Linked DNA regions of Homo sapiens: region 1 is linked to region 2. Evidence: read pairs that join two places in POLR2A ChIA-PET (ENCODE). Cell type or tissue: A673. All regions are shown on one strand. Links, peaks and the distances in the headings refer to the core of each region. The heading gives the core; the rest is flanking DNA.

Evidence for each region. Peaks named below come from ENCODE experiments on the same cell type or tissue, not always from the same donor. Only the 100,000 strongest peaks of a DNase experiment are listed, where the experiment ranks them.
Region 1: POLR2A ChIA-PET joins it to region 2 with 19 read pairs; 23 of 35 experiments call an interaction of 5 or more read pairs at or near these places.

Annotation. Positions count from the first base shown.
Region 1 is chr13:51,458,180-51,466,524 of GRCh38, reverse strand. It overlaps the pseudogene RPS4XP16. Among named protein-coding and RNA genes, the nearest start is that of INTS6-AS1, 9.0 kb to the right of the region's middle. In A673, for the core only: no CTCF peak of the experiment used is centred there; no DNase peak of the experiment used is centred there.
Region 2 is chr13:51,641,428-51,649,772 of GRCh38, reverse strand. All of the region lies in intron 1 of WDFY2 (WD repeat and FYVE domain containing 2), which reads right to left. Among named protein-coding and RNA genes, the nearest start is that of WDFY2, 61 kb to the right of the region's middle. RefSeq lists a silencer at 3,126-3,420 and enhancers at 2,916-3,562, 6,463-6,962. In A673, for the core only: no CTCF peak of the experiment used is centred there; DNase peaks (open chromatin) are centred at 4,342, 5,642 and 6,442; H3K4me3 peaks cover 2,492 bases; H3K27ac peaks cover 5,984 bases.

The DNA of each region.
Region 1 (8,345 bases), core at 296-8,295, 180 kb after region 2:
AAAACCTACTTGCTTTTCTAAGAGCAAAAGATAAATTTTTTTTTCTCTTTGCTTTGAGAAGTCAGGTCCCTGGTTCTATACCCTCTTCTCTAATAATTTATAAAGTTCCTCTTTCTTGTCCTTTTCTCTTGGGTAAATGCTCCTCATAGTATTTGGAACTCTTTTTTTTTTTTTTTTTTTTTTTTTTTTTGGCATTTATCAAATCCCACTCCATGTTTTAGTTATTTCAATAGTACAGGCTCAAAAGGGAAACACCTGGACTTTGGTAAACTCTATCAGAAAGATTTTCCTGGTTAAAATGTAGTAACATATACATGCAAGCTTTAAGTGACTGGTTCAGATATCTAATAATTCTCTATGAAGGCTTAAGTAATTTGCAAAGCTATTAAAAATTTCTAGCTGAAACGCTCTTTCTCAAAAACTTTTATAAACTGTTTTCTCATGGAGAATACTGCAAATATAAACTAAACTTTCCAGGTGAACAATCTGGCCATATGTATAAAGAGCTCTAAAAATGCATTAATAAATTCCCATTCTTGACATTTATCCTAAGGAACTGGAGATGCCTTAAGTCATCCCTGACTCCTTTTTCTCAAACCCCACACTAAGCCAATAAAAACCCATTTCTCACCACCTTTACTGTTATCCCCACTGTCTAAAAGCCAACATCATTGCCCACCTGGATTACAGCAATAACCTCCTGACTTTCCCTGTTTCTACCCTCTATAGTTTACTTTCACAGAATAGCCAAAATGGTCAGATAGCCCTCTGTGCAAAACCCTCCAATGCTTTCCTATCTCTGGGCATAGAGGCCAAATTCCACTTAGCATCAGAAGTTCCTCTTGGATTTCTTCACCTCCTACAGCTTTCCTATGAACTCTGCTTCAGCTATTCTGGCCTGCTTGCTGCTGTTCCTTAAATATGCCAGATCCACTCCAAACTCAGGGTCTTTACATGCTTCTCTTTGCCTGGAATGTTTTCCTCCAATATCCATCTGGTTTGCTGCCTCACCACCTTCAGGTATTTGATCAAATGCCATTTTATCATTCTTTCCTGACCATCCTATTTAAAACTATAATCCCAAGGCCCCTACATCATCACTTCTTATTCCCCATCCCTGATTTAGTTTTCTCCAGAGCACTCATCACTATTTGATGTAATTTATAGTTTACATCCTTATTGTCTCTCTTTCCTCCTCCCCATGAGGGCAGGGACTTTGGACTGTTTGTTCACTAATGTATCTCCAACATTCAGAGCAGTAACTAGTGTTCAAAAAATAGTAGTTGAATTATTACAAATATCTATGTATAGGGCTGTTCAATGCAACATTATTTATAAAAGTAAAACATTTAGACATTAACAAAATGTCTTAACAGGAAAATAAATCACAATACATCTATGGGATAAATTATGCATTTATGAAAAAGTCATATTTTTACAAATTATTTAATGATATGAAAAATGCTCACCTTATGTTAAGTGGAAAAACACGAAAAAAAGAATAGATAATAAGACCCCAATTTTATTTAAAACATAAAGGAGGGAATACATACAAAAATGTTATTAGTGGCTATCTCTGGGTAGTGAGATTAGAAGTGATATTTGTTTTTCTCTATTTGTATTTTGCAAATTCTTGACAATAAGCTCTACTTTTAAATTCAAAAGACAGAAAATTGTAAAGCTTTGAGGGAAAAAATGCTTCCTCATTCAGCTTCTTTTTAATCCCCTCTAATCTGAATGAATTTCTCACTCCAATTAGAGATATAATTTGCACATATCTTTTGGCACTGATCATATTCTGCTAGTATTTTGTATCCTTATTTCCTCTATTAGGCCATATACTTTCTGAAGGCAAAAACCATGTCTTAATTAAAATTTTAGAGCCTACAAAACCTGTCTTTACATTCGATAATTAGCTGAAAGAAAATGTTTTAATCGCCAGGAATAATGTATAAATGTGTAGTATTAGTTGCTTAGGGAAGCCATCGAGTTATGTAATTTTCCTAAAATGATCTGATGTCCCTCATGACCATTTTGAAAATACTTAGGTTTAAAGCTATATTGTTAATAGAATGATGACTACAGCATAAGCATTTTTAGGGTTTGCCCCATCTTCCTGTTGCCTTTATTTACATATATTTTATTAGTTGTTGGTATATTATATTAAAACTTTTGATTCTGTAGTAAATTTGGAAATGATAGTAGATTTCAGGACATATTGTTAGTTAGGTTAAGCTGGCATAACAAATAGACCATGGCACAAATGGTTCCAAAACATAATGGCTCAAATACGACAGAAGTTTATTTCTTGCTTTAAGGGTGGATGTTCCTGGTTGGCTGACAGTTTTTCTCCATACATTTAGGGTCCCAGTGCCTTCTAATTTATGGCTCCCCAGGTTATACAGCATTGTTCACTGTATGCTATTTGTATTTACAAATCTCTGCTTCCAGCATGTTAGCTTATAAGCGTAGTGAGGGCATAGAATTGCCAGACTCAGCAAATAAAAACATAGGAAGCCCAGTTAAATTTGGATTTCAGGTTATCAACACATTTAGTGTACATTTTAGTATAAGTATATTCCAAATATCACATGGTATATTCAGTATAAGTATCACATAAACATATTTATACTAAAAATTATGTGTTTTTTATCTGAAATTCCAATTCAATTGAGTCCTGTGTTTTCTCTGGCAACCCTTTGAGGGTAGGGATTACATCTATCTCAGTTACGACTGAATCCCCAGAATCTAAAACAGTACCTGTCTACTATAAGATCAAGAAGTATCTCAATAATATTTAATGAACAACTGATTTTCTGTCAGAACCCTTATTGGCAAAGAATACTGATTAATACTAATTAATACTAATACTGCTATTAGTAAGGATTTGTATTAAGCATTAGTGAGGAATACATATTATTAATACTTGTTATTAATAAGAATACTTATTAAGTATCAGCAAAGAATATTTACCAACAGATAATACTTCAATATCAGCATAGCAAACTGCAAATGTTTACCTAAACTTCACGTCTTAGTCAGTTTGGGCTGCAATTACAGAATACCATAAAACTGGCCAGGCGTGGTGGCTCACGCCAGTAATCCTAGCACTTTGGGAGGCCAAGGCGGGTGGATCACTTGAGGTCAGGAGTTCGAAACCAGCCTCACCAACATGGTGAAACCCCGTCTTTACTAAAAAGACGAGAAAATTAGCTGGGCGTCATGGCAGGCACCTGTAATCCCAGCTACTTGGGAGGCTGAGGCAGGAGAACTGCTTGAACCTGGGAGGTGGAGGTTGCAGTGAGCCGAGATCGCGCCACTGCATTCTGGCCCAGATGACAGAGCGACACTCTGTCAAAAACAAAACAAAACAAAACAAAAAACCATAAACCAGATTGTTTATAAAAAACAGAAATTTCTCATACTTCTGGAGACTAGGAAGTCGAAGATCAAGGTGCCGGCAGATTTGCTGTCTGGTGAGGACCTGGTTTGTAGATGGTGCCTTCTTGCTCTGTCATCACATGATGTGACTGAGCTCCCCCAGGCCTCTTTTATAAAGGCACTAATCTCATTCATGAGGTCTCTGCCTAATCACCTCCCAAAGGTCCTGCCTCTTAATATCATCACCTTGGGGGTCAGGATTTGAACATATGAATTTTGATAGGACACAAACATTCAGACTACAGCACTCCAGTAAAATAAATAGATAAAATTGGGTTTTCCTGAGGTATCTGCACAGCTCTGTCCACTCTCTACTGAAACATCATTGACACCCTCAGTGACGCCTTTCCGTTCTCCATGTCTTAAACTCCAAACCTCCCTCTGCAGCACTTCATTTCCTTTCCCTGCTTTATTCTTCCTCTTTAACACTTAACGTGAATATACCACATATTATACTTGTCTACCTCTCCCACTAGAATGTAAACTTCATAAGGACAGGCATTATTTCCCGTTTTATTCATTCCTACATTCCCAGCTCCTACACACAGTAGACATTCAATAAATATTTGTTAAGCAAATGACTGAATAAACACCATTTGTCCTTTAGAAATGAGTTATACATCTTATTAGAATTTACAATTATCAGTAGCTTGATGATATTCACCTTATATGACACAAGATGGCTTTAATCACACAATATCATGATTCTGCCTGCATCAACTCAGTTCACCAAGTCCTGTCCATTCTATCATCACAATGTCTTTGATAATCCTCTTCTCACCTTCCCTGTTGCCACTTCCACAGTGCTTTTATGTGTTCTGTGGATTAATGCAGAAATTGTCAACTGGGCACTGTGGCTCACGCGGTGGCTCCCAGCACTTTGGGAGGCTGAGGGTGGGTCACTTGAGTCAAGGAGTTTGAGACCAGCCTGGGCAACATGGCAAAACCCTATCTCTACTAAAAACACAAAAATTAGCTGAGTGTGGTGGTGCATGCCTGTAATCCCAGCTACTTGGAAGGCTGAGACACAAGGATTGCTTGAACCTGGGAGGCAGAGGTTGTAGTGACCAGATTGTGCCACTGCACTCCAGCCTAGGCTACAGAATGAGATTCCATCTAAAAAAAAAAAAAAAAAGAAATTGTCTAACTCGTCTCCTTGCCCACTGTCTTCTCATTCTAATCCATTCTCCAAATCACTACTGAATTTATCTTTCTAAAATAAGAATCTGATTATTGGGTGTCTTAGTCTGTTTTGCATTGCTATAAAAGAATACCCAAGGCTGGGTAATTTATAAAGAAAAGAGGTTTAAGCTGGGTGCTGTGGCTCACGCCTGTAATCCCACCACTTTGGAAGGCTGAGGCGGGCAGATCACCTGAGGTAATGAGTTCTAGACCAGCCCGGCCAACATAGTGAAACCCTGTCTGTACTAAAAATACAAAATTAGCTGGGCATGGTGGCGGGTGCCTGTAATCCCAGCTACTTGGGAGGCTGAGGCAGGAGAATCACTTGAACCTGGGAGGTGGAGGTTGCAGTGAGCCAAGATAGCGCCATTGTACTTCAGCCTGGGCAACAGGGAGAGACTCTGTCTCAAAAAAAAAAAAAAAAAAGAAAAAAAAAGAAAAAGAGGTTTACTTGGCGCATGGTTCTGCAGGCTGTACAAGATGCATGCCTGGCATAAGACTCTGATTTTTTTTTCTTTTTTTGCTATTAATCTTGCCACATTATTTTCAATTACGTACAAAGATCTAACATGTCACCCTGGGACCATTTCACCCACTGCTCTGTTTGGCAGTCTTTTGTCTCTCTCTTCAGCAATGGTGAGGCGGATACCCTTTCCTCAGGGAAGAGAAATCCATAGTTTGTTGCCCTTGCCAATAACAAAAATGTTGGAAAGTTGAGTGGCAAAGCTGTTGCCATTGGCATCTTCCATGTGAACAATGTCAAAAGATCCAGGGTGCCTCTCTCTGTTGGTGATCACACCAATTCTTCCCAGGTTAGCACCTCCAGTCACCATACACAGGTGACCAGTGTCGAATTTGATGAAATCAGTAATCTTGCCAGTCTCCAAATCAATCTGAATGGTATCATTCACCTTGATAAGGGGATCAGTGTAGCGGATGGTGCGACCATCATGAGTCACCAGATGAGGGATTCCTTTTGTTCCCAGAAAGATTTTTCTCACTTTGCACAACTTGTACTTGGCCTCCTCAGGTGTAATATGATGTACAGCAAAGAGACTCTTGGTGTCATAGATCAGAGAGAAATTCTCTTCTGTCTTGTCAATGCTGATGGCCTCCATGAATCCAGCAGGGTAGGTTATATCAGTTTAGACCTTGCCATCAATTTTAATAAACCGCTGCATGCAAATCTTCTTTACTTCATCTCCTTCCAGGGCATACTTAAGTCTGTTCCTTAGGAAAATGATGAGGGGAAGACACTCTCAACTTGTGGGGACTGGTGGATGGACAAGGAGCAAACATACTGGTCAATTTATCCAGCATCCAGTGCTTTGGAGCTGCTACTCACTTCAGATGCTTCTTGGGACCACAAGCCATGGCTGCGTTAGGCAAGGAAAGAGCGAGCCTCTGCTTTTGGAAGCTTCCAATGATGGTGGAAGGGGAAAGAGAGTGGTATGTCAGATGACGAGAGAGGAAGCAAGAGGGAAACGGGAGAAAGGTCCCAGGCTCTTTTTAACAACCAGACCTTGCAGAAACAAAGAGTGAGAATTCACTCAATCCTCAGACAATGGCACCAAGCCATTCATGAGGGACTTGTCCCCGTAATCCAATCACCTCCCACCAGACCCCACCATCAATATTGGGGATCAGATTTCAACATGAGATTTGATATAGCCAAATTATATCATCAGGGTCACTCCCTGACCCCAAAACTTTGTCTATCACCCAAATAATAAGATTCAAAAATTTTTTAGTTGAGCACATGAAACTCTTCTTGACATGGCCCAGCATCCGGTCCTACCACTCTCCCACACATGTAGTTGCAGCTCGAAACTGCCCTTTCTTACCCATTCATGCATCCTCATGACTTCTGTCTGCCCAAATATCACTTCCTTTGTGAGAGTTAGGTGCTCTATCCTCAGTGCTCACAGTGCTCTTTGTACATTCTCCTAATAACACATATTTTAATAGCTGCCAGCAATAAATGATATTTTGCCAAATCTAAGATGTACATCTTTCCAATATTTCTAAAACTGGAATGGCATCTTACAATCATGGTGTCTTACAATGCTGTCACCAGAAGGTAGTTGTGATGTAGTTGTCTTAGCCTGAACATGTGCAAACTTCCTGGTTATTCCTGGTGGCATGATTAGACAACTGCAAACCCTTGACATTTCAGTCAACTAATCATTTAAAGAAAGGATTTAAATCCTGGTTGTGATCTGAAAACCCTTCATTGATACCTCTGAGTTGCAATAAGAAAGCACCAGCATTGAAACTCATAGAATGGACCCCAACAGCTTGCAAAAAAAACCCAAAGATAATAGTGGAATATTATTTTAAAAAATGTTGCATCACTAATGCTCTTAGCAGAATTCAATACAATGTGGAAAAATTCTATGTGTCATAGTTTAAGTAGCAGCATTTCCCTCCGGCCCCCTCCATGGTCCAAAAATAATGGTGTTTGTTACAACTCATGGTCTTAAAATTGATAAAATATGGTATGTTACCTCAAATTGTCAAACGAACCCTATAAGTCATCTTATTTTATGCCTGGGGTCTGCTGACATCATAATATTGTATTCTCATTATCTGTTATCTGTCTTGTCTTTCCACTAGATTATAAATTCTCTGAGGACCTAACACAGTGGCTGTCATATATTAGGTGTGGAATTAATATTAGTTGAAAGAATGACTGCAATGTTCATGTTCTTCTGCTGTTCCACTTTGATTCTAATTGTCAATCTGGATGTACCCCTTTTCAGGGCTGATCTTGAATTGTCTGAGACTTCAACTATTACTGTGAAACACCATTCATTGGAAAGATCTAATTTCTTCTTAATAGTCATCTCTACCAGCATTTTCTTTTGAGGGCTGATGTAACATTAGTATGACCAAAATTAAATTTCCTTAGATATGTATTAACTGATTACATTGGCTGGACAGTTTCGCATCTAATTTTTTTATGCTTATAACTTTTATATGTTATTTGATGTTCTCAACCTCTCCATATCGTTGACTAATGTGATCTCAAAGAGAGTAGTATAGCAGAGCGCTGAGGAAATGGTAAGACAGCTAAAAGAAACTTTGTTAGGTTACATATGAGGAACACTAAGTGTATCTGATTATTCTGCTCAGATGGCACATCTAGATATCATAAACCAAGTCATTGGCACATAATTATTTTTAAACTGTGTTACCCTGCTTAATTGGTTTAAAATAATTTAAAAGGGCTCTGGTTGGCTCTTACAAATGAATCTAATTCATCAGTTTTAATTCTGTTAGAATAGCTCCATTTCAACAATTTAGGTTATTATTTAAGCCAGGGTCACCATTCTTTCAAAAGTTTTCATATAATTTATTTATGCCCTTTTAAATTGGAGCAAGAGCATTAAGAAAACATTCCTTTAAAAGCAGCAGCAAAGATGAAGTTTTCTCCAATATACCTATTCTGACCATTGCCCTCCCAGAAAAATCTTCCCTAATTCTTTAGACTGTAACATTACAAGGCTCAGCACAGACTACTCTAACTAGTTTTCTCTCTAGCACTGCAAGAGCTCACTGTTTCTTCAGGTGAGTCTGGTGAAATACTTGTCTTGCATTTGGGGGCCACATTTTAGAAAAATAAGGCTGAATATAACCAGAATCTTTCTAGAATCACAGATAGAAGTTGAGTGAAGAAGAGATTCATGTTTTTCATCTTTTGCTCACTCCAGGGCCTAAGC
Region 2 (8,345 bases), core at 301-8,300:
ACCAATAGAACAGAACAGAGCCTTTGTAGGGACATGAATGAAGCTGGAAACCATCATTCTCAGCAAACTATTGCAAGGACAAAAAACCAAACACTGCATGTTCTCACTCATAGGTGGGAATTGAACAACGAGAACACTTGGACACAGGAAGGGGAACATCACACACCAGGGCTGGGGCCTATTGTGGGGTAGGGGGTGGGGGGAGGGATAGCATTAGGAGATATACCTAATGTTAAATTACGAGTTAACGGGTGCAGCACACCAACATGGCACATGTATACATATGTAACAAACCTGCATGTTGTGCACATATACCCTAAAACTTAAAGTATTTAAAAAAAAAAAAAAAGTCTGACCGCTGAAATGCAGGGAAAGTGTCCTTTCATCCCCCACATAAAGCCCTGGGTTCGCAGTAACAGGACAGGGCCAAATGCACCGCACAGTCCATCTTGCACGTGCTGTTTTCTTCTCTCCCTGCCTCTTCCTCTCTCCTAAGCTCCCAGCACGAGGCACAAACCAACACTGGGAGAAGACAATGCTCATCTAAAAATACCAAGATGAAGTAGCCCATAGTCGGTCTCAAGCAGTTCAGCAACTGGGCTATTTATTTTTATTTTTTATTTTTTGAGACCGAGTCTCACTCTGTTGCCCAGGCTGGAGTGCAATGGCACGACCTTGGCTCACTGCAACCTCCACCTCCCAGGATTAAATGATTGTCCTGCTTCAGCCTCCTGAGTAGCTGGGATTACACGTGCATGCCACCACACTCGGGTAATCTTTGTATTTTTAGTAGAGACGGGATTTCACCATATTGGCTTGGCTGGTCTTGAACCTCTGACCTCAAGCGATCCACCTGCCTTGGCCTCCCAAAGTGCTGAGATTACAGGCGTGAGCCACTGAGCCTGGCCTGAGCTATTTAAAAACAGCATAATTTCATTCTGTGTTGGATACAGCTGATCACATTTCAACAGGTTAAAATTACTTTTAAATATCAGCCCTATTCTGTAGACCTAAAACAAAATTGATTTTTATTTTATTTTACTTTAAGTTCCGGGATACATGTGCAGAACGTGCAGGTTTGTTACATAGGTATAAGTGTGCCATGGTAGTCTGCTGTACCTACTGACCCATCCTCAAGTTCCCTCCCCTAGCCCCAAAATTGCTTCCTTAAGGTTAAAACGGATGTTTGATAAATTGTGGTGTTTATATCAAAGTTCTACTAGGATCAGTGCTGGTTTGCTCCTTGACTGGGCTATAAATGCAAGCAGAGAAGGAACCACATTTTACCATATTTGATATTTGCCCCAAGGTCAAGCACTACATCAGGCCCAAAAGTGGTGCTCATTGTTTGTGAAAGATTAAAAGAATCAATCAAAAATCTCTCCCTATGGCCATGGCCACCCCAACCTACCTGTCCACTGTCAGAAAGTCCTCTGACTGCACCTGGACAGACATCTAGTGCAAAAAGGCAGCAAGGAAGCTAGGTTGATACTGAGAAGTCTATACACTGTGCTGCATAAGATGATGGGAGGGAACTATGAATCCTTAATTGCACAGCTCCAGCCCTTATTTCCTAAAGAAATACTGACGGGCAGGGAATTCCCACGTGCCTCCCATCTCACCCCAACTCTCTCCAAAGGACTAAATTCAGTGCCTGCCTCAGTTACAACCTTAACCAGGACAAGTGCGACCTCAGGGACAGCACTCAGCACAGTAGCCAGTCTGATCAGGCAGAGGGGGACTCACATGTTCAACTAAGCAGGGAATCATATGCTCCCTTTCTGAGATCCCAATTTTTTAGTTTGTATTTGACTTTCTTGTTTTAAACTGTGCTGACACACATAAGCTGGCAGTAGTTTTATCAGACACAGTTGCTAAACTGACTCGTGTGTGTGTGTATACATGCATACACATACATAGTCATGGGCTGCATAACAATGTTTCAGTCAACATTGGACCACATATATAATGGTGGTCCCATAAGGTTTTTTTTTTTTTTTTTTTTTTAAGAGAGAGACATGGTCTTGCTTTGTTGCCCAGGCAGGAAGGCAGTGACACAATCATAGCTCACTGTCACTTTGAACTACTGAACTCAAATAGTGATCTTCCCACCTCAGCATCCCAAGTAGCTAAACTACAGATGCTCACCACCATACCTGGCTAATTTTTTAAAAAATTTTATAGAGACGGAGGTCTCACTGTGTTTCCCAGGCTGGTATGGAACTCCCGGCCTCAAGTGATCCTCCTGCCTTGGCCTCCCAAAGAGCTGGGATTACAGGCATGAGCCACTGAACCTAGTCCCCCTAAGATTCTAATACCATATTTTTACCTTACGCTTTTTATGTTTAGATACACACATACTCACCATTTGTGTTACAGTTGCCTACATTATTCAGTATAGTTACATGATACACAAATTTGTCGCCTAGGAATGACAGGCTATATATATCATACAGCCTAGGGACGTAGTGGGTAGACCATATAGTTTTGTGTGAGTACATTCTATGGCAATCACACAATGACTAAACTGCCTAATGACATATGTCTCAGAATGTATCCCCACTGTTAGGTGACACATGACTGTATCCATGGGGACTGGTTCCAGGATCTCCCCCAGATTTTGTATGCTCAAGTCTCTAATATAAAATGGTACAGTATTTGCATATGACCTACATACATCCTCTCGTAGGCTTTAATCTCTAAATTACTTATAATACCTAACACTATGTAAATGGTATGTAAACAGCTGTTATACTGTATTGTTCAGGAAATAATAAAGGAAAAAAAGTCTATACGCATTCAGTGCAGATACAACCATCCTTCCTCCCCACTTCCCCCAAATACTTTCCATCCAAGTTTTGTTGAATCCATGGATGCAGAACCCACAGATAAGAAGGGCCAACTGGATATGGCAAAGCACCACACCAGGTTCATGCCCCTACCCATCCTAGCCTGCAAAGACATATCCTTTGTGCTATATTCTAGCAATCTTTAGGAGTCTGCTTATAGTGATGCAGATAGTGAACAACAGGTTCTGACAACTTGGATTTTCCAAGACTACTAAACTCTAGAAGTTAGGAATTCTCCCCCACTGCCTCACAAGTGCACTTATATACATTCATTCATTGACTTGTTGATTCATTAATTTACACGACACACATTTATCAAACACCTACTAGGTACTGGTATGTGAAACACACTGGAACCACAAAGAAAAACAAGTGCCACCTCTGTTGTCAGGAAGCTCACAGGGGGAGACAGGTCATAGAACATTACAACAAAGCAAGGTAAGAGCTAAGGTATGGAGATGCCCATGCTGTGATAGGGGCACGTGGGGGCATCTAACTCTGACTACAGAGCCCGGGCTCAGGCAGGGTTAAACAAAGCTTCTCAGAAATAATGGTGTCTGAAATGCAGGGTGAAAAGGCATTTGGCAGAGGAAAGTGGAGAGGGCGTAGGAGCACATTCTGCAGGAGCATTGCCTCTGCCGCCCAGGGAGGCAAGGCGAGCAGGAGTCGTGAGAATCCAGCCTGGACAAAGAACAGGCAGAAGGCCACCGATGCTGAGGATGAGGAGCTGGTCACAAAACCACGCTTGTTCTTGTTTGTTTGGGGGCAGCCTGGAAAAGGCGGGGTTACCCTGAAGTAACCAGTTTGGAGGATGTAGGCAGCAAACCAAGTAAAAAAGGATGAAGGCCTAGAAGAGAGAGGACAGATTTTAGAGCAGTCAGGAAGTAGAAGCATCAGGACTTGGGGGCTGGCTGGATGTAGGGTGTCATATGAATGGTGGTGTCATTCATCAGTAAGTGATTTTTGTGGAAGGCAATGTTGAGTTCATCTTGAACACCCTGAGTGCAGGGAAAATCCAGTTAGGGCTGTTGCAGAGAAAACTGTCTACATGAAGTTCAGGGGTAAGACCTGGGCTGAAAATTAAGATTTGGGAGACATCAGCATATAAGGAGTAGTTACCAGAGAATAAGAAAAGAAGGCCAACAACAAAGACAAACACCAAGAGTTAAGGGGTGGTCAAGAGAAAAACATCTGCAAAGACCTTAGCACAAGCCAGCAGAGAGGCAGAAGAATAATCCTTCTTTACTTTACAGACACAAAATATGTCCTGAATTTTGGTCCAGAAAATAAGGTCATCATAAGCACACCTAAGAGCTGAACTATATTCACAGTGGAAACGTGCCTACAATAAAACACTATCTATATAGGTCATTTTTCTGAGAGAAAAGGGAAGGCTGGGGGTGGCAACAAACAGTATACCACAGGTTGCTAAGCTACTGAATAAAATAAGACGGGGCGTCTACCCATGTTGAAATCAGGCTTTTAAAAATGTGCCCTAGAATGATGCAACCTTCATTAGTTACCATAGCAATGAGCTTCATTTCCCAGGGGACAATTGTTATTTTTGCCACAACTGAAGTAACTTGGGGTAGGGGCTGGGAGAAGTGAAGCCCACTGGGTTTTGAAGGCCCTGAATTTCCAGGGAATACTTTTCTACAGATCACACCCTGCAACAGCAATACAAACAGAAGGAAGGCAGCCCCTAGCGATCTGCAAACTAATAGAAAAACTTTGAGCAACAGGATGTAGTTTTCATAGTCATTTGTTTAAAGAGAAAAAAAAGAAAAAAAAAAGCTTCAAACGCAGAAAATGTTGCAGAGATTCTTAGAAAACATAGCTGATTTTTTAAAAGTTGATTTCTCTATGATTATCAGATTTCTTTAATTACTTGTAATAAAAACAAACTGAGAGGTTCCCAGCAAATGCATTCCAACCACATATAGTAAATAACCTAAACCCAATCTTCTACAATGCACTGTGTATCTTTTGTTTCCAGGGTTTCTCCATGATAGACAGATGCTACTGTGTGGAAACTGCAAGTGAATTGAGGTGGCCAGCGGTTTCAAGACTCAGAGACTCAAGCTGGGTGTTGTCCAGTATTGTCCAGCCTCTGGTCCCCTCTTGCCAAGGAGCTCAGTTCTCACATTAATGACCTTGGTACAACAGACCCAAATAACTTTGCTGAATCATACACCTGGACTTTTTTTTTCCTCACAGCTGTAGCAACTCAGCAATCAGTGGCTAGAGAAGAGGTATGGCTATTTTATATTTCAACACCTTGGGCTTTTAATGGCACTCTTGCTTTCAAAACACTCACCGCCATTCCAGTTATTTGCAGTTATTTGCATCAGCAAGGTGTATTATTTATTCCAGCCATCTCCCCTTGGAGTTTTTATCAGTTGGGTCATTTCTCTTAATCCAAAGGCTGTGAAAGCCTTCACAATTTAGAATTTTTAAAATTACAGTCAAGTGACAACATTTTCAGTGTTTTTAAAATCTATAAAATGAAGTCTCAACATGAGGTTAATTGGACCCATATACCAGGTGAGAATTACAAACAATATACCTGGAAATGGTTGTCTTAAGCAGTCAGTAGTAAGACCCTCGAGAGGGGGAAGGAAAAGATGAGCCACAAGGTCTTAATTCGGAGTAGTTTTCTTACAAATAGCACTATTTTGTGTCTGCAGATAGTGCCCTTGTATTGCAGACTTGGCTTTTGTTTTTTTAGTAATTTAACTCTTACTGACTAATGCTTAAGCACTGCTTCCTGTCCTTGCATAGTTGTGGGTTTTATACTTCCCTGACTCCCTCTGTCTCTCCCCAGAGATACACACATATCCACTTTCCCTATGAAGCCTTGGCAATTCCTCAGGCAAAACTAAGCTCCAGAATCCCACTGTACCTTGCACAGGCCTATGTTAGGACACATCACATTAATCAATGTTAGTTAGCAAGTCCTTCTTCCTATGACACAAGAAATTCCCTGAATAATCAATAATTCCTTATTTGAATAAAGATTCAAACATTTTTGTTTTTTTAGAGTACCTACAATACTTTCATTTTTATCACATACAGTATTTAGCATACAGGAAGTGCTTTTAAAAGGTCATATAAATACAGGGAAAAAAAGAAAAAAGAAAGGGAAATTAAAGAGAAAAACGAATATTGTCCAAGCAGTGGTGAGGAAGAACCCACAAGGAAGTAGCAGGAACAGCAATGCACCAGAAGATCATGGAGGCTGGACAGGGCCCTAGTTATTAGCATCAGCCATGCCATCTGCAACACAGCCAGAGTCCCTCACAGGCAAGAGAAACATGAGTACCACCCTTGAACTGGCAGCCTAAGCAATTCAACAATATGAGAGTGTTCATCAATACCACCCTGTAGGAGAAATCGGGATGATATCATTAGAGGAATAATATAGATTTAAATATTGTTCTTGGCTCTATACACAGTGGGAGGGCATGGTCTGTGTCATCCTACTCACCACCATATTCCTCCAGCCAGTTACAGTGGCAGGCATGTGAAAAATGCTCAGTAGAAACAATGAAACAGTAAATGGAAAGAGCAGTGATTCAGAGGATGCCCCTGGCTGCTACTGTTCTGAATCTGAGATGGATTAACTGTTGTCTTCCAGGATAGTCATCTTAAAAATGCAGCAGATCCTGGGGGAAGGGGAACAAGGAGTGATTGTGTAATGGATACAGAATTTCCGCTTGGGATGATGAAAAAATTCTGGAAATGGACAGTGGTGATGGTTGCACAAGACTGTGACTATACCTAATGACAATGAATTGAACACTTACAAATAGTTAAAATGATACACTTTATGTTATATATATTTTACAATTTAAAAAAAAGGAAAATAGCAGAATGATTCTCTCTCTCCACAACTGTAGTCTTCATAGAGTTGCCAAAGGTGCAGCAATTAAAGACACATGGCCACATGGCTGGGCGCAGTGCCTCACGCCTGTAATCCCAGCACTTTGGGAGGCCAAGGTGAGCGGATCACGAGGTCAAGAGATCGAGACCATCCTGGCCAACATGGTGAAACCCCATCTCTAAAAATACAAAAATTAGCTGGGTATGGTGGTGTGCACTTGTAGTCCCAGCTACTCGGTAGGCTGAGGCAGGAGAATCACTTGAACCTGGGAGGTGGAGGTTGCAGTGAGGTGAGATTGCACCACTGCACTTCAGCCTGGCGACAGAGTGAGACTCCGTCTCAAAAAAAAAAAAAAAAAAAAAAAGACAGATGCCCACAGGCTGGTCACGAAGCAGGTTTATAAAAGTTATTCTGGTTGAGAATGTTATCATTAAAATAAAAACCTCTGGCTGGGCACGGTGGCTCAAGTTTCTAATTACAGCACATTGGGAGGCCACGGTGGATCACTTGAGCTCAAGAGTTCCAGATCAGCTTGGGCAACATGGTGAAATCCCATCTCTACAAAAATACAAAAAAAATAATAAAATTAGCCAGGAGTGGTGGAGCACACCTGTAGTCCCAGCTACTGTGGAGGCTGGGGTGGGAGGATTACTTGAGCCTGGGAGGTGGAGGTTGCAGTGAGCCGAGATTGTGCCACTGCACTCCAGCCTGGGCAACAGAGCAAGACTCTGTCTCAAAAAACAAAATAAAATAAAATAAAAATCTCAAGGGTCAAATAAATCAAATTAGCTACAAGTGAAGAAAGAATATATAAATTGTAAGATAAATGAAAAGCAATCTCTTAATAGAATACGGTATTCACAGAGACAAAGATATGGAAAATGTGAAAGGCTGAACATGAAAAACAAGGTAAAAAAGATTAGAATGAAAAGGTCTAAGATATAGATAACTGGAAAGACTAATAAGAAAATGGGGGAAAGGGTCAATAATTGAGAGATAATATCTCAGACTCTTAGATAAATTTTGAAAAATGCCAATCCTAAAATGAAGACAACTAATGACAAGGAAATTAGCTCAAGATCAGATCAAAATGTATTTCCTTTTCCAGATTAAATAAGATTATTACGATAACTGTAACTCAACTACACTCCCATTTTCCTGATATCCTGGAACATTAGACAAAATATTTTTTTTTTTTTTTTTTTTTTTTTTTTTGAGACGGAGTCTCGCTCTGTCGCCCAGGCTGGAGTGCAGTGGCGGGATCTCGGCTCACTGCAAGCTCCGCCTCCCGGGTTCACGTCATTCTCCTGCCTCAGCCTCCCAAGTAGCTGGGACTACAGGCGCCCGCCACTACGCCCGGCTAATTTTTTGTATTTTTAGTAGAGACGGGGTTTCACCGTTTTAGCCGGGATGGTCTCGATCTCCTGACCTCGTGATCCGCCCGCCTCGGCCTCCCAAAGTGCTGGGATTACAGGCGTGAGCCACCGCGCCCGGCCCGACAAAATATTCTATAGGAATGCATGCAGACCTCTTCAGAGAAAAGAGGAATTCAATCATGCATCATTAGATTATAACCACTTTTCTTTGCTATGCTCTCATAAAAAACATGCCAA